Regions from separate parts of the Homo sapiens genome. Here regions 1 and 2 are each linked to region 3. Evidence: chromatin loops called from intact Hi-C (ENCODE). Cell type or tissue: dorsolateral prefrontal cortex. All regions are shown on one strand. Links, peaks and the distances in the headings refer to the core of each region. The heading gives the core; the rest is flanking DNA. Region 1 overlaps PHLPP1 (PH domain and leucine rich repeat protein phosphatase 1). Region 2 overlaps PHLPP1 (PH domain and leucine rich repeat protein phosphatase 1). Region 3 overlaps PHLPP1 (PH domain and leucine rich repeat protein phosphatase 1).

What was found. Hi-C counts contacts between places; a loop is a spot of excess contacts. Peaks named below come from ENCODE experiments on the same cell type or tissue, not always from the same donor. Only the 100,000 strongest peaks of a DNase experiment are listed, where the experiment ranks them.
Region 1: a loop joins it to region 3, with 4 times the contacts of the local background. A loop is called at or near these places in 5 of 110 quality-filtered maps.
Region 2: a loop joins it to region 3, with 4 times the contacts of the local background. A loop is called at or near these places in 3 of 110 quality-filtered maps.

What each region holds. Positions count from the first base shown.
Region 1 is chr18:62,912,655-62,920,704 of GRCh38, forward strand. PHLPP1 (PH domain and leucine rich repeat protein phosphatase 1) reads left to right here. Exons shown (of 17, transcript NM_194449.4): 9 at 2,259-2,354; 10 at 7,305-7,460. Among named protein-coding and RNA genes, the nearest start is that of PHLPP1, 200 kb to the left of the region's middle. In dorsolateral prefrontal cortex, for the core only: no CTCF peak of the experiment used is centred there; a DNase peak (open chromatin) is centred at 4,897; H3K27ac peaks cover 5,000 bases.
Region 2 is chr18:62,798,347-62,806,396 of GRCh38, forward strand. All of the region lies in intron 1 of PHLPP1 (PH domain and leucine rich repeat protein phosphatase 1), which reads left to right. Among named protein-coding and RNA genes, the nearest start is that of PHLPP1, 87 kb to the left of the region's middle. In dorsolateral prefrontal cortex, for the core only: CTCF peaks have their summits at 4,358 (motif pointing left) and 4,563; no DNase peak of the experiment used is centred there; H3K4me3 peaks cover 709 bases; H3K27ac peaks cover 3,768 bases.
Region 3 is chr18:62,979,432-62,987,481 of GRCh38, forward strand. PHLPP1 (PH domain and leucine rich repeat protein phosphatase 1) reads left to right here. Exons shown (of 17, transcript NM_194449.4): 17 at 1-1,002. Among named protein-coding and RNA genes, the nearest start is that of PHLPP1, 270 kb to the left of the region's middle. In dorsolateral prefrontal cortex, for the core only: CTCF peaks have their summits at 3,422 (motif pointing left) and 3,631; a DNase peak (open chromatin) is centred at 3,390; H3K4me3 peaks cover 743 bases; H3K27ac peaks cover 5,000 bases.

The DNA of each region.
Region 1 (8,050 bases), core at 1,995-6,994, 66 kb before region 3:
TGTTGCCTAGGCTGGAGTGCAGTGGCGCAATCTTGGCTCACTGCAACCTCTACTTCCTGGGTTCAAATGATTCTCCTGCTCCAGCCTCCTGAGCAGCTGGGATTACAGGCACACACCACCATGCCTGGCTAATTTTCTTGTATTTCTGTAGAGATGGGGTTTCACCGTGTTGGCCAGGCTGGTCTGGAACTCCTGACCTCAAGTGATCCACCCGCCTTGGCCTCCCAAAGGGCTGGGATTATAGGCATGAACCACCATGCCCGGCCCAGATGTATTTTCAAGAATTAGTCATAGAGTTAAACTACTTTTTAAAAACAGTGTAATCAGCAAATGGTAGCCATTGAAACCCCTAAGTGAGACTGAATTGGAAACTCTTGTGTCATGCTTGTCTCTGAATTCTGCCTCTTAAATGATAATTCATCTTCCTGTGGCCACTCTCATGCCCAGAATCTTCACTATAACACACTACCTCATCCACCTCCCGTGCTGTCACCTATCACAGTGTTTACTAGGTCAGGTTCCTCCATGCAAAGTTCTAAGTTATTTTATCACTTACAGAAGTTTTAATTTTTGTATGTTGGGGTTGTTTTTACTAAAGAATACTTTCAATCCCCTATCCTGTTGAGATGTTTTAGATATTAACAATTAAAAAAAAAAATGAGCATGTCAATGTTTAGGGCTTCAAATCCAGAACTGTATGTGCTTATACAGACACTAAGCAGAAAATAATTCCTTCTATTTCTGTATTTTAATTGAGGAGTAGATATAATTGCAAAATTAAAGAACATAAATAGTGCATAATTCCACCACCCTAACATCAAAATTATTTTTCCTTTTGCTGTAATATCTTATAATTCTTATCCCAAGCATCATGTTTTCACAGAATTACTCATCTGTGTATAAAGAATTGTCATAATGTACGTACTGTTTGAAATTCTTTGTGCCTGATCATTTTATGTATTTTAAAAAGAAAGTAAAAAGCTAACCAGTGTGACTAGGGACACATTCAAATAGAGTAGTTTATCTAAGTAATGATCAATTCATTTAATAGTTAAAGACACCATTAGTTTAGTTCTCTCTCTCTCTTTTTTTTTTTTTTTTTTTTTGAGACAGAGTTTCGCTCTTGTTGCCCAGTCTGGAGTGCAATGGTGTGATCTTGGCTCACGGCAACCTCCGCCTCCCGGGTTCAAACGATTCTCGTGCCTCAGCCTCCTGAGTAGCTGGGATTATAGCCATGTGCCACCACACCCGGCTAATTTTTGTATTTTTTTAGTAGAGACAGGGTTTCACCATGTTAGTCAGGCTTGTGTCAAACTCCTGACCTCCGGTGATCTGCAGCCTGGGCCTCCCAAAGTGCCGGGATTACAAGCATGAGCTACCATGCCTGGCCTAGTTCTCTTTTTTATAGTAACTGTAATTACCATCTAGTGCCCAAGTAAATGTTTTTAAATAATTAATTCTGAGTCTTAACTGTCAGTGAACTTTTCACTGCCACCATTTTAAAACTGTTTCTCTCCCTTCCCATTTGTCCATGGCTGTGTTTTCATGATGACAGCTGGAGTTGGGAAATATTTTAATATTAAGTGTAAAAATACAAATTTGAAAATAAAACTATGATATGCCATTGACTTCGTGTGTTTTTATGTTCAATATAACACATATTCTCCCTGAACTTGGCATAGGTCTATAGACCCTTTAGGAAAGTAAATTTGGAGCTAGACTGTTTTTTTAGACTTTAGAGATGATACAGACTATGTAACTATGTCCTTCCTTCTTTTTAAAAGTTTAATTTAACCTAAAGATAGGGTCTCATGCTGTCACCCAGGTTGGAGTGCAGTGATGAGATCATAGCTCACTTGTAAACCTCGAACTCCTCTACTCCAGCAGTCCTCCCACTGTACCCTTTTGAGTAGCTGGGACTATAGGTGCATGCCACCATGAGCAACTAATTTTTTATGTTTTGTAGAAATGGAGTCTCGCTTTGTTGCCCAGGCTGATCTCGAACTCTTGGGCACAAGTGATCCTCCCATAGGCGTGAGCCACTGTGCTCTGCCTCTTCCTTACTTTTTCTTTATTTCTTCTCCCTATCACAATTCATCTTGCTTCTAGAGAAAAGCGAATCCACACATTCTTTCGATTTATGCCCTTGGTACTTTGGTATTTTATTTGAGGTTTTATTTATTCTTTGTAATCAATTTGAGTTTAGAACCACATTTGAGGACAAATTCAACCAATTACTTTTATGTTCTTGCATTTAGGAACCGCTTAGAAAATGTGCCTGAGTGGGTATGTGAAAGCCGAAAGCTAGAAGTTTTGGATATTGGCCATAATCAAATATGTGAACTTCCTGCCCGGTGAGTATTACAGATCAAATGAGAGGATCTCACAATAAATGAGCAATTTTAAAAATTGCTGATTCAGTGTTTAACTTGGTATCATAAGCCTAAAAGAGTTTGCTTTAAAAACTAATATGGTGTCTTTTACCCCATGTGGTGTCTTCAAGTTACACACTTGCTTCATGCAGTGCAGTGAGGAGTAGAGTGAGGCTTTGACTGTCAGCCAGACTTTTCAAAACCATGCAGGCAGTGGTGCTTGGTGGAAATTTTTAAGTAAGCCAAAAACAATCTTTGAAGCAAACAATATGATTGGCCCACTTCTGGAATCTTAAGTCTTTCAGAATCTTCCACCTCTGTTCATTGACTTAACATGTCTACTTTAACCATAAATACCTTTTGTTCTCCCTAGACTTTAACTTTGACGGGGGAAAAAGATGGTTAGGTCATGAAACCTAGAAAGAGCAAACTAGATTCTCTTTTTCTTGTTGTGAAATTTGGGAGTAGAAGGTTCAAGAACTTCTCTTTCCTTCTCTCTCTTAAATATGTTCTTATTTTTATTTTATAATTTTCACTTCAATGGCAGGATTTGCAAAACAGCCACGCGATGACTTCTATTGTCTGTAAATACAGACAGATATTTTCAAGTTGACTAATCATGGTCCAAAATATTAGTGGACTTTTAGTGACTAGCCATGCAGTTAGTAACCAAGAGTCTATCCAGTGCTGTCCTGTAGAACTTTCTGTGATGATTGAAGTGCTCTGCATCTGTGCTGGCCAGTATGGTATCCACTGGCCGTCTGTGGCTATTGAGCACTTGCAATGTGGCTAATGTGACTGAGGAACTGAATTTTGTGTATCCATTAATTCCAATTAACAAATTCATATAGTTACTTGTGGCTGCCTCAACCCAGGTCTTATTATTTCCACCATTCTCAGCCAGTCACTGAACAGAGGAAGTCAGTTATTTTTAGCTATGTGTAGTCAGAAACATCAGTGAAAATATTATAGAAGTATGTCACCATTTTGGAGTAAACTTTTACTTTAGTGCACAATCTTTAAAGGTATGTGATCACCATTCCTGTTTCCTTACCCAGAAGATATACTTGCTTGGTAAGCCTAGTAAACATGTTAGAGTTGAGCTGTCCAGTATGGTAGCCCCCAGCCAGCCATTAGCCAAGTGACTGTTGAGCACCTGAAATGTGACTAGTCCTAATTGAGAAGTGCTATAAGTGTAAAATGTACATGGAATATAAAATATTAATAATAGTGTACATTAATTACATGTTAATATTTGGGGTATATTCTGGGTTAAATGAAATAATACTCTGAGAATTCATTTACTTGTTCTTTTATTCTTTCTTTTAATGTGGCTACTAGATAATTTAAAATTACATGTGGCTTATATTTGATAACACTGTGTTAGAATGTAGCTCTTATTAAAGAAATCTGAGTTATATTTTCATCCCTGAAAAGCTCTGTTAATTTCATTATGTTCTGCAGCAATACATTTTACCTGTAAATACGATCCATTTGAAAGTGCTTTCTGCCCTAGAATATTATGTTGACTGAGCATTCAAGTGACCCATTGCAGCCATCACCATTAACAAGAGGGTGGGTGTGTGTGTGTGTGTGTGTGTGTGTCCATGCATGACCCTTTTAGTAGAGGAACAGGAAAAATGAAAACAGTAGGGAAAAAAATAATTCGTTGAAAAAAATTTTTTACCTTATCTTTTCTTCTATTTTCTTTCCTTCTATTCTTTTTTTTTTTTTTTTTTTTTTTTGAGACAGAGTCTCAGTCTGTTGCCCAGGCTGCAATGCAGTGGTGCGATCTTGGCTCACTGCAACCTCTGCCTCCCGGGTTCCAGCAATTCTCGTGCCTCAGCCTCCCGAGTAGCTGGGACTACAGGTACGCACCACCATGCCCAGCTAATTTTTGTATTTTTAGTAGAGACGGGGTTTCACTATGTTGACCAGGCTGTTCTTGAACTCCTGACCTCAGGTGATCCGCCTGCCTCAGCCTCCCAAAGTGCTGGGATTATAGCCATGAGCCACCACACCTAGCCTTTTCTATTTTCTCTGTTCTCTTTCCCACCTCCACCCCTCAATCCCACAGATAGCACATTGGCATCCAAGTTCTCTGTTTTGCTGAAGGCTACAAAGATATATTTTATATATTTTTTATATTTGTATATATTATACATTAACATATTATATATTTATATATTATATATTTATATATATAAACAAACAAATTCAAGATAACTGACATTTTATCCAATTTTCCTCCCAAATTTGTTGATCTTTAATTTGTTCTGTATCAGAACAGGCTTTTTGAGAATCTAAACAAATGCTTATTCAATGCAAATCCCAAATGCTCTATTGTTAAAGAATTTAAACAGTATTCTTTGTGTGTGTGTGTGTGTGTGTGTGTGTGTGTGTGTGTGTTTAACATGTGGGACAAAAAGAGTATGCATTGTTTTTCTGTTTATAGTGTTGTTCAATTGCAAACTCTGTGTGAGCCCTGTTGTTGATGTAATAGGCAAGGCTGGGCACCGTGGCTCTTGCCTGTAGTCTCAGCACGCTGGGAGGCCAAGGCAGGAAGATTGCTTGAGCCCAGGAGTTCAAGACCAGCCTGGGCAACACTGCAAGAACCTATCTCTGCAAAAAATAAAATTAGCTAGATATGGTGGCGTGTGCCTGTAGTCCCAGCTACTTGGAAGGCTTGAGGCAGGAGGATTGCTTGAGCCTAGGAGGTTGAGGTTACAGTGACCTATGATTGCATCACTGCACTCCAGCCTGGGCAACGGAGCTGAGACCCTGCCTCTTAAAAAGAAAAAGAAAAAAAAAAATTCAGGCAAGGCAATGATTCATTAAAATTGATTTAATACTCATACTTTGTCTATCCAAGTAAGGTATATAAAGAGTTTGACAGGGCCAGGCACAGTGGCTCATGCCTGTAATCCCAGCACATGGGGAGGCCGAGGCAGGCGGATCAACTGAGGTCAGGAGTTCAAGACCAGCCTGACCAACATGGTGAAACCCCGTCTCTACTAAAAAATATGAAAATTAGCTAGGCATGGTGGTGCACGCCTGTAGTCCCAGCTACTCTGGAGGCTGAGGCAGGAGAATCACTTGAACCCAGGAGGCGGAGGTTGCAGTGAGCCAAGATTGCGCCATTGCACTCCAGCCTGGGCGACAGAGTGAGACTCTGTCTCAAAAAAAAAAAAAAAAAAAAGAGTTTGACAAAAGAGAAATTATTAGAGGCGGAAATGTATTGAAAAGGAAAGAAAGTATTTTAATGTTTAGACAGTACCCAAAAGAATTGAACTAAACCCAATAATTAGCATTCAGTATTCGTCCTATAGTTGATCTTTTTTATTTGGAAAAATAAAGATAAAAGATTTTATCACCTTTTAGTTATTTATGTGGTAAAGGATAAATATATATATATATATATGATGAACCACATGCTGAGCTAATAGGCTGGAGTGACCATTACAGAGACTGCCCTGTGGTAATGGTAACTGCATAGATAATCTGGCCTGGATAATCTGTCTTGTCACACTGATAGCTAAACCTGCCAACTCAGGGATCTTTAATTGGGGCCTGTGGTGTCACAGGGTTGAGACAGGTTGCTAGCATCTTTGTGAGCAAAGAAACTCCATTTGCTATTTAAAGTGAATAAAGTTATTCCCTAATGTTATGGAGATTTTTAACTCTTGTGGATTGAAGGATACAAAATTTGGATTAGACAGGAAGAGTAAGTTCAAGAGACCTATTGCGCAGCATTGTAACTACAGTTAATAACAATGTCTTGTATTCTTGAAAATAGCTAAGGGAGTAGATATAAATGTTCTCATCACAAAAAAAAAAAGATAAATATGTGAGGTAATGCATATGATAATTAGCTTGATTTAGCCATCCCACAATGTATACGTATATTAAAACATGTTTTACACCATAAATATATGCTAATTTGTGTTAATTAAAAATTAACTTTAAAAAATTGTGGGCATTTGTGAGTGAGATCAGAATGGTGGAAAACAGGAGGTGGATGAGGAAGCCTCATTCTTTGACAGCAGATTAATAAATTAATTTATTAATTAGGCAGATTGATAAATTAATTCTTGATCTAAAGTGATCAGGATGCAAATTGTAACCTCACTTTTCCCCACCCCCCAGATGTCTGTTTAAACCCAGGGCCTGTTTTCTCTGTAATGTTGGAGAAGTCTGAAGTGGTCATAATGTAGATTTACATTAGATTAACAAGTATTCATCATCTCTGACAGTTCTGGTGACCTTTACAAGAAACACAGCCAAGCTTCCAAACAGCTCTTTAAGTCTCTCAAGAAAACAGTGGATTAAGTACATGCTGCTCTTTCGGGAGACAGTCTCTACCTTGGTCTAGGATTAAGCTAGAAAAAACAGACATACAGCCAGGGAAGTGAGGCAAAGAAGAAATAATTAGGATTGTGAAATAAATGCAACTGAGGAAAAACATAACATTTTCTCAGTGGACATTTGTAAAAGTTTGATTGAAGAACCCTTTATTTAATGCAGATCCTGTAGGTAAAGACTGCTCAGTTGTGTTTACTCAGAATCTCTTATGGGTAAAGCACCCAGCATTCTGGGACAATACAAGATACAAGCCCTACTCTGGAGAAGCATGCAGCCTTTGAAAGCTTGCCTTGTGACCCTAACAAGATTAGACTGATCTCTTCAGTGCGTACATCTATAGAACTTGTTTTTTGCTATGTAGAGCTTCTTTGCTCAATATTTGTTTACATAGTTTTTTCCTTCCTCCTTTTTTTGAGTATATAGAAAGTATTGAAACAAATAGTTTCAAGTTTGAATTTATATTAAAATGAATTTGTAGTTGCTCCAAGTGAATTTGTGATTTTTGGAGAGGTAATTTTAAGTATTCTTTACTCTTTTTCATTTTTTGGTCTTTTGTCCCTTTTTATACAGCTTATTTTGTAATAGCAGTCTCCGGAAACTACTGGCAGGACACAACCAGTTGGCAAGGCTGCCTGAAAGGCTAGAAAGAACCTCGGTGGAGGTCTTGGATGTGCAACACAACCAGCTCCTTGAGCTCCCACCTAACCTTCTGATGAAGGCTGACAGGTAAAGCCATTTGTCTTGTTTATCATCTGAGTCTATAAATATTCCCTCATTTGTATCTTTGTCTTTCGTGACCTGAGACTGTATAAACTTTCTGAGTATGTATCTGTCCCAGATTTGTGAAGGAAATAGTTTTGCCAGCCACTTTACTGACCATTTTGTAGGCGATGGAGTCAGGAGCAACCTATAGATTCTTTATTAACTTTGCTGCTCTCTGGAGCAAAGTAGGTTACATTGTCCATAAACATGTGTCATGGGGATGTAGGTGTAAAACAAGGATGAGAAGTGTGCTGCTCTGTTACTACCTGGTCACATCCCATGCCAGGCTTAGCTTAATTATCTTATGATTCTCTGTTCCCGCTTTCACATGTTTGGGACTTTGGGAGATGGAGATGAATTGTCCCAGAGTTAGCTTAGTTGTTATTGTTTTTTGTTGTTGGTGGTGTTTTTTGTTTTTTGATCTTTTGAGACAGAGTCGCACTCTGTCGCCTACGCTGGAGTGCAGTGGTGTGATCTCGGCTCACTGGAACCTCTGCCTCCCAGGTTCAAGCGATTCTCCTGCCTCAGCCTCCCAAGTAGCTGGAACTACAGGC
Region 2 (8,050 bases), core at 1,707-6,706, 180 kb before region 3:
TTTTTGTCCTATCTTGCATCTTTCTTAAATTTTTCTTTGAAAATGACCAAAATACACAATCCTTTACTTCTTGGTACTCCCTAGTCTACACTGATATATCTTATGAAGCAAAATTTAAACTCTGAGATAGTTTACGGGAGTTGACTCACAGAAGTGCCCTACTTTTGTTAAAGTAGAACATATTAAATTACTAAGAAAAGAAAGACCCTTTTAAAAGTCTTCAGAAACATTTTAGAGTTATGTTGTTGAAGTATTTGCATTATGAGCGTTTATAGGCCTGCTTTGACAACTCTAGCAAAACTCCTATGCAAAAATGAACCTTTCCCTCTTGTTTTTTATTGCTCATTTGCTTCCTAGAGTTTGCCTCACCTTCTCTTCTTTGAACTCTGTGGCTGAGCTGTCTGGGTGGTCACTGTGTCTGATTGATTCACAGATCAAGGCAACCCCTGTAAGAGCCAGAAAGGTCCCCAGTGAAATCCAGTGGTAATAAAACAGATGTTCCTGGATCTTCTTGTGTGTCCACTAGATACCTGTGAAAAGAATGGGCATGTTTAAAAACAAAACAAAACAAAACAAAACAAAAAACAAAACTCAGAAAATTGGCAAATTTTAGTTTTAGCAATTAGACTTAAGCTCCCTTCCAAAGCTACAATGTTTTAGTACAATTATTAAGTAGCAAAATTGACTTATTTGAATTTCCCATCCTTCCTCTGGCTTTGAAATATTCTCTACTGAATGGAGTTCACAGACAATGAGTGAGATTTTAAGGAAAGAAAGGGAAGCTGCAGTGATCTTGGATAATCACTCATAAAGAGGAAGAAAAGAACCAGAGGAGTGGTAAATAGGCTATTGTATAAAATGGACAATGAAAGGATACTAAAAATAACATTTTGTTTCATGTACTTTATGTCATTTGGTTTATATCAGTGAGCTTTCACTTACTAATGGGGGCCACTGTTGGTAGCAAGACTCTGAGGATGTACAGTCTGTTGGCTGGGACATCTCTTGAGGTGGTTACAAAGGCCACTGAGAGGCTGTGATATTCCCTGTTCAGAAGCATTATCCATTCTTTTTAACCTGTCATCACAAGACAGACATACTATTTAGAAAATTTTGAAGCTAGAAAGGACCGCAGAGTTCATCTCATAGAATCTATGCCTTACATTAGGAAACTGAGCTCAAAGGATGTGTTTAAGGTGCACAGCTAAAGAATGAGAGCATCTGGAATAGAAAGAATGATAGTTGCACAGTGTGCAGGTTCCCCGGATCTTCCTGCTGTATTTTCCCCCTTTCAGGCATCTCTCTCCATTCATCTATCATAAACCATTTATTTATGATACCCTTGTAGAATACAGTGTGTGTTCTACAGCAGAAGTGCAGTTCTTTGACCTTCCCTCACCTGTATTCATATTGAAAATATAGCTGAGGGTTTTTGTTTATTTGCTTGGGCCTTACTGCTTATAAACAGAACATATCTCTTAAATGTTCATTAAAACATTTTTCCTCTTTTTAACAAGTATAATAGTCAAGATCTCAACAGGAAATAGCACACTTAAATCAGGAGAATTTTAGAAGGATGTGGACAGGGTATTGGGGAACTGCAAGGTTTAGTGTAGAAAATGCCTGAAATTATCAACTGCTGGAGATGTTATTAACCCACACCCCAAAGGGATGAGTGGAAGAAGAGATTTATAGAACCTAGCAGGAGATGCTAGACCCTTTAGCTAGAGCTGACTGCACCTTGAGAGAACTTCAGACCAGGGCACGGCCAGCTGGAGGCCACCTAATAGGGAGGGTGTCCGGAGAATAGATACCCTTGACCACACTCTCTTCTCTCCCCACCCCCCACTGGCTGAATCCAGTGGGAGGCAGAGTGCATAGAAGGCCCTTTACACACTTGTCACTTCTGGGGACAGAGAACAGGTGGGGAAGGTTTTGAACAACAGGGATATCCGAATGTTCTTCGTTTGCGTTATAAATTAACGCTTTAGAGTTTGTGTTGCATAAAATGTAATTTATTTGGGTCAACTGTATAGTTTTTGTGGTTTGATTATTTTTAGTAAGTTCAGTCTTCAGTTATGTTTTAAAGCTGGCTCTATAGTTAATATTAGGTATATAGTGGTGATCTCAACTTTTTTTCTGCTTCTAGATTAGTCATGGATAATGCATACAAACTCACCTATAACATCTTTCATTATATGCAGTTAAAATTCTCAAGGGGAAAGTGAGTGAGGGTGGCTGAAGAATGGGCTGTTTGTCTCGGGGGAGCATATGAAAAGAAGAGTCTCTGTTGTAAAAACCCTCTCAGTTTGATATTTACTTTGGTTCATGTTACTTGTTTTGTTGTTTAGCGAGTTTCTGCTTATGATCCTAATAATAACCTATTTAGAGTAGGGCTTTATTTTCTAGAGTGCCTTGAAGCTATTCGATGCTGAGCTGGCTTCTCCGGCTACCTGCATTCTTTGCATGACTTAATAGTGAGCTTTTGTAAACATGAACTCAATCTTTAGGGGTAAGAATCTCTTGTCACTGTTGGTGGAGGAGACATAGAGAGAAGTTCAGCTGAAATCCACTTTTACTTAACCAGAAATTCCCTTTGTTGGTATTTGTGCAAATTAAGTTGAGAGTTGAATTACAGCTAATTCCTTCCTTCCTTGCTTCCTTCCCTCCCTCCCTCCCTCCCTCCCTCCCTCCCTCCCTCCCTCCCTCCCTCCCTCCCTCCTTCCCTTTCTTGCCCTATCTCCCAGGCTGGAGTGCAGTGGCATGATCTTGGCTCACTGCAGCCTCCTTCTCCTGGGCCCCAGTGATTCTCCTGCCTCAGCCTCCCAAGTAGCAGGGATTAGAGGTGCCCACACCCTGCTAGTTTTTGTATTTTTAGTAGAGACGGGGTTTCACCATGTTGGCCAGGCTGGTCTCAAACTCCTGGCCTCAAGTAATCCGCTTGCCTTGGCCTCCCAAAGTGCTGGGATTACAGATGTGAGCCACCACTCCTGGCTGCTAATTTCTAATTAATTGTTCTGAGTAATTAATTTTTAATTGTGAATTTGCTGAGGTGACATGTTTTGCCTGGTAGGTTTGATGCTAAAGAGATGCATCAAGCAGAAATTGTTAGTTAGTATATGGAGCCTCCCTCTGTCCGTCCGTCGCCCAGGCTGGAGTGCAATGGCGTGATCTTGGCTTACTGCAACCTCTGCCTCCCGGATTCAAGTGATTCTCCTGCCTCAGCCTCTTGAGTAGCTGAGACTACAGGCATGCACCACCATGCCCGGCTAATTTTTGTATTTTTACTAGAGATGGGTTTCCCCATGTTGGCCAGACTGGTCTCAAACTCCTGACGTCAAGTGGTCCGCCTGCCTCTGCCTCCCAAAGTGCTGGGATTATAGGCGTGAACCACTGTGCCTGGCCTCTGTTTGTTTTTATGTCCATGGTTTCTCATATTTCTTTCCAAGTCATAGGCATTTACCTTCTGTCTCTTCAGCATTTTAACACATTTTCTTACCTATGTCTTGTTTTTCTCATATTTCATATTTAACTTTTATGTCATTCACATTTGCATACACAGAGCATCACTCCTAGTCTCTAGGAACACATTGGCTTTGTGTTGTTTTGACTTATGTCTAGTACCATTAATATTTTTACTTTTTCTATTTTTTTTAACCGTTTTTTCCTTGTTGCCTTTCTTTTCTCTCACTCCCCTGACTACTTTCTTGGCCAGAATGTGTGTATGTGAGCACCCAGAGGCAAAGAAGGGCTAGAAGAATGAGCAGAGGGGGTTATGAGGATACGAGCTACCCCTTTTTCCAGTTGTTGATGGAAGAGAGGCCAAAGAAAAGAAGAAAGGTTGGCTCACCAGTGGGTCAGAGGAAGGACTGAGTGGCCCAAAGAAAGGGAGGAGCATGGAGTCTGCAGGAACTGCAGAGCTGAGCCTGAACAGCAAGAAAACAGTGGAGCAACCCAGGAAGGAAGTGATAAGGTTCCCAAGTCTTTTTGGAGGGGTACATGTGGGGAAGAGGGCAGATTCGATTCCAGGGAAGGAAAAGAGCAAAGTGGAGCCTGAGCATGTGGGGATTAACACACCCTCCCAAGCAGAATAATTTTGATGATTGAAACTGTTCTAAGCATCACAGTTACAGTATTTATGGCTCCAGAACATCATAGTGCTAACTAAAGTAGGGATAGCAGGACATGGACTTCAAAATGCAGCTGGATCAAAGTAACTTTATTTCTGATTTCCTAATTTGGGCTAAGTATCATAGGTACTTAACAAGCACTTAATAAATATTGATTGAATTGAAAGTAATATGTTTCTTCTGTAAAACACATATGTACATGTTTTCATCCATTTTTCTACTGTGTGAAAACACCGAGAATGTATAAATGGATGAGTTACTGCCCTCTGTTGGAGCGTGGAACTTACTTGGGCAAATGACAACTTGTGAAGTTGTCTTGAGGAGTATTAACAAGGTAGAAACGTACTAATTATGCCTTTTGTAGGGGAGAAGTCCAGTCCTGTAGATTCCAAATAAAAAATTAGATTGGAGTTCAGAGAAGTTGTTTCAGGCAGGGCAAGTTGGTAAGGAACGGCATGTTGGAACCAGGGAGAAGCTCAGTGAGGGTTGAATAAAGGTAAGTGGCAGAAGATAAATTTTGAGAGTAGGGTGGAGAATGGAGAAAGCATACTGCCTAATGCTTTAATCATTTTATGTTTTAATTTTATGCCTTAAAAGTCTTAAATATAAAATCAGATTTAGAAATAATCTCAAATGTTTTGTTCTGGAAGACTATGCTCTCTGGATATGTTAAGGGTTCATATTGGTGTTAACAGTTTGTATGCTAGAAATTTTAATTTAAACATTTGTCTGTTTATCATTAGTTTTTCTAAATCACATAGTTTTTAAGAAAAATCAGATCTTTTATTAGAATATAACATACATTCAGAAAGGTATGCAAGTCTTCATCACCAAGTGGTTACTACTGAGCTCAAAATACTGTCAGCATCCCAAGTCCCCCGCTTTTCCCCCTCCTAGTTATTACCTACCCACTCCAAAATAACTGCTGTCCTAATTTCTAACACTCTAGCTTAGTTCTGCTCATTTTGAGCTTTATATAAATAGTAGCTTATCATATGTACTCTTTTGTGTTTAACTTAAGATTGTGAGATTCAGCCATCATTTTGCATGTAGGAGGTCATTGCTATGTAGTTTTACATTGTATAATTATACCACAGTTAATACTACTACTGTTTTTGGACAGCTGTGTTTCCAGGTTTTCTTTTTCCTACCTAATTACAAATAATGCCGCCATGAACATTCTTGTGCATCTTCTAGTGCAATTTACATGTATTTTTTTGCTTTGGTAAATCTGTAGGAATGGAGTGGATAAGTTATAGGGTATTTATGTTTTAACTTTAGTAGATTCTGCAAACAATTGTAAAGAGATTATACCAGTTTATATTTCCACAGCAATATATGAGAGTTCTTATTGCTTCACATCCTTGTCAACGTTTGCTATTGTTGGTCTTAAGCTCAACCGTTGTGGTTGGTGTATAGTTTGGGCTCATTGTGATTTTAATTCGCATTTCCCTGAAACTAAGATTTTTATTGGTTCTATAGATATTGGGGGTGGGTGGGTGTGTGTATTAGTCCGTTTTCACACTGCTATAAAGAACTGCCTGAGACTGGGAAATATATAAAGGGAAAGATGTGTAATTGACTCACAGTTCCAAATGGCTGGAAGGACCTCAGGAAACTTAACAGTTAATGGCGGAAGTTGAAGGAGAGGCAAGTACCTTCTTCACCAGGGGGCAGGAAAGAGAGAGAAGTGAACAGGGAAGAGCCCCTTATGAAACCATCAGATCTCATGAGAACTCACTCACCATCATGAGAACAGCATGGGAGAAACTGCCCCCATGATCCAATCACTTCCCATCAGGTCCCTCCCCTGACACGTAAGGGTTACGATTTATGATGAGATTTGGGTGGGGAAACAGAGTCAAACCATATCGGGGGTGTATGTGTAGGGGGAAGGTGTCTAGTTTTTTTATTCATTTTTTATTGGGTTGCCCTTTTTCAAAAACTAATTTGGGCCTGGCACAGTGGGTCACACCTGTAATCCCAGCACCTTGGGCTGGGAGGCCAAGGTGGGAGGATCACTTGAACCTAGGAGTTAAAGGTTGCAGTGAGCTATGATCATGCCACTGCACTTCAGCCTAGGCAACAGAGTGAGAAAAAGAAAATAAAAGAAAAAGTAATTGTTAGAGGCTTTTTAAATGTATTCTGGATATGAACGCTTTGCTAGTTATATATGTTACAGTTATCTTTTTTTTCTAGTCTGTGGCTTGCCTGCCCCCATCCCCCCATCCCCCTCTTTTTTTTAAGAACACGGTCTCGCTCTGTGGCCCAGGCTGGTATAATATACAGTGTGTGTGTGTATATATGTAAACACACATATACATACACACAGTATAATATACACTGTATATATTATACATATACAGTATAATATACACTATATATTATACATATACAGTATAATATACACTGCATATATTATACATATACAGTATAATATACACTGCATAGGTTATACATATACAGTATAATATACACTGCATAGGTTATACATATACAGTATAATATACACTGCATAGGTTATACATATACAGTATAATATACACTGCATAGGTTATACATATACAGTATAATATACACTGCATAGGTTATACATATACAGTATAATATGCACTGCATAGGTTATACATATACAGTATAATATGCACTGCATAGGTTATACATATACAGTATAATATACACTGCATAGGTTATACATATACAGTATAATATACACTGCATAGGTTATACATATACAGTATAATATACACTGCATAGGTTATACATATACAGTGTAATATACACTGCATAGGTTATACATATACAGTATAATATACACTGCATAGGTTATACATATACAGTGTAATATACACTGCATAGGTTATACATATACAGTATAATATACACTGCATAGGTTATACATATACAGTATAATATACACTGTATATATTATACAGTGGTATAATCATAGAGGTCACTGCAACCTTGAACTCCTGGGCTCAAGAGATCTTCCCACCTCAGCTTCCTGAGTAACTAGGACTACAAGCATGCGCCCCACACCTGGCTAACTTTTTAATTTTTTTTGTAGAGACTGAGAGTCTTGCCATGTTGCTCAGGCTGGTCCCACACTCCTGGGCCTAAGTGATCCTCCTATCTCAGACTCTCAAAGTGTTGGGATTATAGGTATAAGCCACCATGCCCGACCTTTTTCCACTGTCTTAATGGTGTCTTTCGATGGCATACACTTTTAGTTTTAATGTATTCTGTGTCTGTCTTTTAATAATGATTGGTTTTTGTGGGTGTCTACTTAAGAAACCTTGCCTATGTTAAGGTCATGAAGATATTCTCCTGTGTTAATATCTAGGTATGGTGTGTGGCAGAGGTCAAGATTCTTTTTCACCCCCATGCATATAGATTGCCAGTGTTGCTTTTTTTTTTAATGTTTGAAATAATAGAATATAAAATATTTCAAAATATTTTTATCTAATTCATTCTCTTCTGCATATAATTTTAAATGACTTTAAAAGTTCTCTTTTAATAGAAGTAATGGTTGTTCTGTTTCTTTTGTAGTATTCTAAATGCAAACAAAGTGCCCTCCCGGACTTCTGTTCATCTATTTGTAGGGAAAGTGAAACAAAACAAAAACTCAAACTGAAGAATTTTATATCATATCCTTACCCTGAGAAGTGCTATCTTTATTTGGAACACAGGAAAATCCTCTATCTGTGATGTATGTATAAACACTTAGAAGAAGGGAGAATTGGTAATAAGATTTAAGTAACTCTGTCATAAAAAACAGCAATTTCTATTACTTGACTCCTTTCTGCCATTTTGTTCTTGATTTATTTCTTATGGTAATTCCAAAAAGGATTTACTGATACATTTGGAAGGAAAGGAAACATTCTCTGTTATTTATTTCTAGTGATTTATGCTTGTTCTTT
Region 3 (8,050 bases), core at 1,322-6,321:
CCCAGCCGAGCTGTTTAACAAATAAACTAACCACAAAAGACTGAGTTGCAAGAGTCTCCCAGGCTCACATTAAACCAGGGGTTTTACTCCACATCCTTCCCCCAGACACTGTTCCCAACCTGTCATCGCAGCTAATCTGTAGGTTCTCTTTCTTTGGGTTATTTTTTTAAGTAATCACCACTTTCTTCTAGTGATGCTTTACCAATATGATTTACATTTGTTAACTTCTCCCCCTAACATATCAGATATGTAAAGACAAAGAACAAAAGGTTTAATATATTACAGAGAAACAGTTAATGATAATGTAATATTTTTTAAAATGGCTTTTTGTTGTTTGTTTGGAAGGCAGGGCAGGCTGCCGTTGCTAAATGATTTAATAATATTGTAATTCTGTATTTCTTTGGGGGGAAAAGGCTTTTGTTTTGTTTTGTTTTGTTTTGTTTTGTTTTTGTCTTGAAAATAATAGACATTTGTAGAATATGGAGACTAACTCCTAGGAGTTGCTTTACTCTGTCAGGTGACTTAAGTCACTGGGATTCACTAATTTTCTCTGAGAGAACAGCTGATTGAGAATTTCCATTGTAAATAGCTCAGTGTTGTATAGTGAGGCTTACGATGTTTTGTAGTCTTGGCGTAAGGACACAGCCCAAGTAACTGACGTTTCCCCTCCCCCTCCCCTCTGAGGAGCCTGCCTGCCTCACAACTCACCCTCACTTCACTGAATGAGGAGGCTGAGCAGCTGCAGTGTTTCTGTCCGGAGGAAATGGATCTTAGGCCACTGGACAAGAACCTGCACCCAAGGGCCCTGAACCCATTTTCCTCCCCTGTCCCAGCCTTCCCACTTTGACAGACACTTTTAACTGTGTTCCTTACTGCTGCCACAATCAGCATGGTTGTATAGTGCCCCATTAGGCCATTTACATACCCAGAGTTATACTCAAGCAGAATGCACAAATGGACATGTCATAATTTTTGTTACAATAAATATGAAATTTACAAGTATTTACAAGTATCTGCTTTTGTCTCAGCAGCCAGATGTTTCTTGGAGACAGTCACACTAGCTTGCGTTTAGAAAGAATGGATGGAATATTGGGGTTATCAGATATTTCTGATTTTTTTTTTAAGAGAAAAACATCCAGTAAGTTAACCTACATTGAATGAAATGTGAAATTAACCAAATGGTAAGCAGTATAATTAGCTGATCTTACAGCTTTTCTTTTCTTTTCTTTTCTTTTTTTTTTTTTTTTGAAATGGAGTCTCGCTCTGTCTCCCAGGCTGGAGTGCAGTGGTGTGTTCTCTGCCCACTGCAACCTCCGCCTCCCGGGTTCAAGTGATTCTCCTGCCTCAGCCTCTGAATAGCTGGCATTACAGGCACCCGCCACCATGCCCAGCCAATTTTTGTATTTTTAGTAAAGATGGGGTTTCACCATGTTGGCCAGGCTGGTCTCATACTCCTAACCTCAAGTGATCTGCCCACCTCAGCCTCCCAAAGTGCTAGGATTACAGGTGTGAGCCACTGTGCCAGGCCTGATCTTACAGCTTTTCTATTTCTTCTTATGACTTAGGGTAAGATGTTTGGGTACTTCTTAGGGAAGATGTGAGAAGGGGGATAGACAGAGGTTGCATAGATAGGGGAGATCCCTGGACAACTTTACTCTCACGAAGCGAAGTTTTCAGTTTTCCTGGGGGGCCTGTAGCTCACATAAGCAGGTTAACCTGCCTCTTACTTGGACAGGGTCAATCAAGCTGGTTGGCTTGCCTTCCACCACCAGCAGGAATCGTGTAGGTGCAGCGGTGTGTACTTAAGAAAGCCAGTATTCCCAGCTACTAGTCAACTGCATTTACAGACAGGGACCTCCGCCTTCACCTCGCCCCCACCCTACACGTGTGAACCTTGTGTGGAAGATACTGTTGGTCTTCATCTCACATGGACCACCTTCCTATGTAGACCTGGCTTCCTTCTTTAGGTCTGCCCTTGGGTGGGACCTGGCTAATTCAGTGACAGGGCAGTTCTTATTTCTTAACTAGTAGACTTGGTGGTGGGCTCTGTGTCCCCCTCTAGGAGGCCGCTGGGTGGACTTTGTTTTCGTAATGGCCGTACTTCATTTCCACATCAGGCTACTTGCACACAGTGCTCTTTGGAAACCACTAAAGCCATGGAAGAGAATTGCCTCATCTCGGCCCAGTGAGAGACCCAGGGACCAAGGAAGCTGACTCCCCAGTACAGGCGGAGCGCTCTGGCTGAGACTGGAAGCTAAACCACCTTGGGACCCCTGCCCCGGTTCCACTTCCCAGCCCCTTACCTTGTCCCTCGGGCTGCCCCACTGGGTTGAAGCAGATGTGGACAACTCCAAGCTCTCACACCGACGCCTTAGTTCCTGCAGGTCTGGGCTGCTTCTCTGACTTCCTCAGTTCTTAAACCCCCTCTGGGCAGGGTTCACCTGTCCCCGGGGGTGGAGCACACCCCGGCCTTGTATGTGGATCTCTTCCACCGCAGCTCACTTCCAGAGTGGTCAGAACTGGCTGAGCGTGGTCCACGGAGGCAGCAATCGCTTCCAGATTCTAAAATGGGCCCCACAGCAACTCTGTGCCAGGGGCAGCCACTGGGCCCCACAAGCTCTGATGCAGGGACACCTCATTTCCTAACTTCTGTGTCTGCTGCAGGAGAAAGGGGTATGAGACTTGGAATTGCTTTTTTCCTGAGTCCTCCAGTTTATTTGTGCTTGCTGCTGGGTTTATTGTCTCTTTTCGGTCCCATTGTGCACATACTACATGTAAGGCACCTTGGAGTGAGACTGCCCTTTGGAGGCTTGGGGTAAGTAGGGCATTTAGATGAAAAGGTAATTCAGTCAAGCACATGTTGAGTGACCAAAGTGGCATAGACTTAGCTGATAGGTCTCCATGCGGTTGCATAGGAGCTGCCTCAGTTATTTCTGAGGAGTTTCTTTGCATTTCTGTTTATCCAGATAGCATCTAATAGTATATGTAGAGCTGCTTATACAACTGAAAGTGCTTTCTGAATATTAAAGTGCTTAATATTTGAAGATCCCTGAAGCCACAGTGTCTGCAGGGTAAGTATTAGGGAGAAGGGCATTCCCGCCTGCTCTATTCCCTGCTTCCTGCTGGAAATCCAGATAATTGGGAAAGGGCTTTGAGGGGAGAGAAAGGAAGAAATGAAACGGGAAGCGGAGAGCTGTGGTGAGCCTTGCTAGGAGAAGAACCCCTGATCGAGGACCCTAGAAACTGTTTGGTGTTGGATCCAGCGCATGCTGCCCGCCCTGTGCTGCCCTCAAGCTTCCTGCCCTTCGCTCCTGCTCCCGAGCACTGGCTTTGATGAGAGGTAGCAGAGCCGATCTCTGGGACCCAGAAACCCCACCTGCCTGCCTTGGTTTCTCTTGATTGCTTTTGTCACAGCACCACCTGCTGGTAAGCTTAGACTTTGGGTGGAAATGGGCTTCACTCTTTATCCTTCCTTCACTTTCCCAGAAGAAACAAAGTGTTTAAGTTTCTTATCACTGTATTTTCGTAAACACATGATAGCAAACTCCTATACCACTGTCAAGTATAGCCGAGAAGCTGTGTTTCCGCTTTGTAAGACAGTAGAAGTGATGACAGCTGGTTCCTGTGATGAGCCTGATTTTCCATGGGAAATTGACATGCAGAAATATTAAGATGGATAACCAGAATCATATAGTTTTGCTGGGAGAGAAGTCTGTCTTCAATGTCCATCTAATTCCCAATTCCCCTTTCCATGGTTAAAAAAAGCAAAACACAAAGCATCTGTTAACATGTTCTGGACCTTATAGGATAACACCTGAGAGTCCCCTCACCACTGGCACTGCAGGGGAGAGAAGAAGAATTCCATTTGATCATGTGAACATTCATCAAAGGGTATTTTGAGTTCATCCCTGACATGTTATCACAAGATAGAATTTCAGGCCGGGCACGGGGGCTCATGCCTATAATCCCAGCACTTAGGGAGGCCAAGGCGGGTGGATCACTTGAGGTCAGGAGTTCGAGACCAGCCTGGCCAACATACTGAAATCTCGTCTCTACTAAAAATACAAAAATTAGCCAGGTGTAGTGGTGCATGCCTGTAATCCCAGCTACTCGGGAGGCTGAGGCAGGAGAATCGCTTGAACACAGGAGTCGGAGGTTACAATGAGCCGAGATTACGCCACTGCATTCCAGCCTGGAATGCAGAGACTGGAACAGCCTGGCGACAGAGACTCTGTCTCAAAAAAAATTTTTTTTTCTTTTATTATCATACTTTAAGTTCTAGGGTACATGTGCACAACGTGCAGGTTTGTTACATATATATACATGTGCCATGTTGGTGTGCTGCACCCATTAACTCGTCATTTACATTAGGTATATCTCCTAATGCTATCCCTCCCCGCTCCCCCACGCCACAACAGGCCCCGGTGTGTGATGTTCCCCACCCTATGTCCAAGTGTTCTTATTGTTCAATTCCCACCTATGAGTGAGAACATGCGGTGTTTGGTTTTCTGGCCTTGTGATAGTTTGCTGAGAATGATGATTTCTAGCTTCATCCATGTCCCTGCAAAGGACATGAACTCATCCTAAAAAAAGATAGAATTTCTATAAAGTGTGGGTTTCTGGTATCTGCCTTACCTACCTCTCCAGCAATCAAATTAGGTCATGTATTTGCAGTAATTTAAATACTAAAGCCTTATGTAAGTGTAAATATTGTCATTGTTACAAATGAAGGAACTAAGGGGCGTCTGAAAGAAAATAATGAGGAATGCAGCAAAAGCACCTTTTTAAGCCAGGTATGGTACTGTGGGCCTGAAGTTAGTCCCAGCAACTTGGGAGGCTGAGGCTAGAGGATCACTTGAGCCAACGAGTTCAAGGCCAGCCTGGGCAACACAGCAAGCCCCTGACTCTTAAAAAAAAAAAAAAAAGAAAGAAAAAAGTACCTTTTTGAAAATGGGAAACTCTTAAGTCACTTATTACAATTGTTATAGAAGGAAAAGCACTGGTAATGATGGAGAAAATGGGCTTCTCTCATTTGTTGCCATTTCATTTTTCTTTCATTGCATCCCCCTAACTCACACTGTGCAAACTAGTCTATGGAAACTCTTATCTCACTATTGTCATTTATCTGTCATGAACTGATTCTTATTGCTATGTATTTGAAAGACGGCTCTAAGGTGGTTTTTTTTTTCCCCTAAGCCTCACCCCACTCAGCACCAAAATTACAACAAAGTTCCAACTTAGTACGGCGAGTCTATTGCCCTGCTCACTAAGTGAATGTAGGAATTACATCTAGCAGACAAAGCTTTGGGCTGGTGATGGAAAGCACACCCCACCGCTCACACCCTCCTGCTTCACTGTGTGCATTCATTCAACGTGTTTAGGAAACACCAGTAAAGAGCTGGCTACTTTGCATGGCTCTGCCTCACCAGCACGGGGCCCTGAGAAAATGGCTTGGTGTGGAGGTGGCTGTGCTAACCTCATGAGGGTGTGAGCCAGCCTGACGATGGCCTACGGGCCCACATGAATGGCAGAAGCCAGTGTGGAGGCCCCATATATTGTCCTGTTCCTTCTGGAAGACTAAGGTTGAACACTGCCGAGGAAATTGGCAGATGGGTCCTCAAGGCAGCCGTCCATTTTCTGGGGTGTGTGGTAGAAAGCTGGAGGCTATGCTGTCCCCAGCCCTGATGTGAGTACCCATAAACAATCATGGCATTTCTCCAGCTTCGGTTCATGAGTCCCTTCATTTTATGCCCAATCAGAAACACAGTGTTCTTCTATCCTGTGCAGAGGGGGAAGCAACAGAACACTTGGAGAATTTTCTTCCATCTGCTCATGACTGGAATTGCTCTCATTGTCATTCCTCCGCTTTTCTAAGGACAGGGAAGGAAAACTGCCTTCACTGAAATCACAGGTACTTTCTAGTCATTCAGTTTCTTAGGTCTTATTCCATTCTGGTAAGCTGGCACTTTCCCCTAATTACCAATCTTACCTATTGAGAGAAAGTTGAAATGGCAACAAAGATGGTTTTCCCAAATGCTACACCTCCAGATGTTGACTTTTCTTGAACTCATAAATAAGTGATTTGCTCTTCTGAATTTTCAAGAAAACTGCTCCACAATTAACATTCAAAGTTTCTTAAACTAGTTTTCACTTAATAGAAATTGCCTTGTAAGCCACGAATAAATCAAGCACACAAAATAAATGTATTTTATTTGCCTTATGATCTGTAATACTGTAATGCTGTAATACACCTCCTCCTAGAGCATTTCAGATGGTTAAAAATAGCTTATTTAAATGTGTCACATCCATATACACCATGGAATACTATGCAGCCATAAAAAATGATGAGTTCATGTCCTTTGTAGGGACATGGATGAAATTGGAAATCATCATTCTCAGCAAACTATCGCAAGGACAAAAAACCAAACACCGCGTATTCTCACTCATCGGTGGGAATTGAACAATGAGAACACATGGACACAGGAAGGGGAACATCACACTCTGGGGACTGTTGTGGGGTGGGGGGAGGGGGGAGGGATAGCATTAGGAGATATACCTAATGCTAAATGACGAGTTGATGGGTGCAGCACACCAGCATGGCACATGTCTACATATGTAACTAACCTGCACATTGTGCACATGTACCCTAAAACTTAAAGTATAATAATAAAAGAAGAAAAAATAAATAAATGTGTCATATCACTGCACACCCTGCAAACAACAAGCCATACTTCTTCCTTATGAACAGCAATATGCTGAAACCACCATCTCTCACAAGTTAAGCCCATTAGGATTTTTTTCCCAAAAACTTCAGCAGACATGTGTTACAGTGTCACCTGTGTGTGTCGTTTGCATATAAGGACATAAAGTTTTGTGAGTCCTCCAGTTTTCAAATTTAAATTTTGTTATATTCCTTAGATTCTGGTGTGTTGGGTGTGTATTCTGTCACTATTCCTGGGACATTTCCTGAAGGACGATGGGGCGTGGGGGGAGAGAAAGGACAATGGATGGACATGGCCAAGAACAGCAGTTTGACCAGAGAGGGCTGTTTCCTTTCCATTCTGTTTTAGTCTCAGCTGTCTTAGCGTCACACAGCAGACACCATCTCAAGAGTTGACCTCAGACCCGTTTCTAGGCAGAATATCCACTGTGCTGTTTTGCTGAGTTGGTGTTGTGTTTGTTCCTGCTGGTGCTCCAAAGATAAAGGCTCCTTGGTGCCCCTTCCTAAACTGGTGAGCACCTCCATGCATAAGTGGAGCACTCACCCTGGGCAGAGTGCAGTGGGAGAGGCTCCCAGAGATGGACAATAAAACCACAGTTTAAAAGATGACAATGTGCTGGGGAGACTTAGAACCAACAAACACAGTGGAGTGACAGAGTGGGCTGGGGAGGGCCAAGCCCCACACATAACTGCTAATGGCCAACCCTGAGCTCCAAAGGGCCTCTAAACCCCAGCCCTGCAGTGTGACCCCTGAGAACCGGCTCAGTGGGAAGTTCTTACTGTCCAGCAGTGACCTCCAGGCTCTCCCATCTGCTGGCCTTATGAAGGATAATACTTCCCATCACCAGTGAACGAAGAGGGGCAAATGTCCACATCCCGCAAGCTGCTCCTCCCTGCCACCCAAACAGGCTCGTTCTTAGATGGAGTGCCCTTAGCCATTGCGCTGCAATGCCCAGGAGGCTCCGCAGAAGTTGAACCCCCTCCACATGCGCTGAGTGCAGACGACACAGGAGCAGATAAGAGCGGCCCTGTGCTGCACTGACACTCACTAAGACTCAAACTTGGAGCGCTGAGGGGGAGCAGGGCCAATGCTGCTGTGTGCTGTGCACCGTCAACACCATGGCAACCATTTCCCAGCTGCTTTTCTTGAATGAGCAGGTTTGATTTTGATCAACTTTCAGTCGTACGCGCATGGGGAAGGTGGATACTGCCGGCCATCCCTCGTTCCCATCCAGCACGCTTGCCTCACAGCTGCCTCTGCTGCAGGAACCCTTATCCTGCTCTGTGCACCCCCCTTTCTAGCACCCTGAGGACAGGCCACATGCCCAT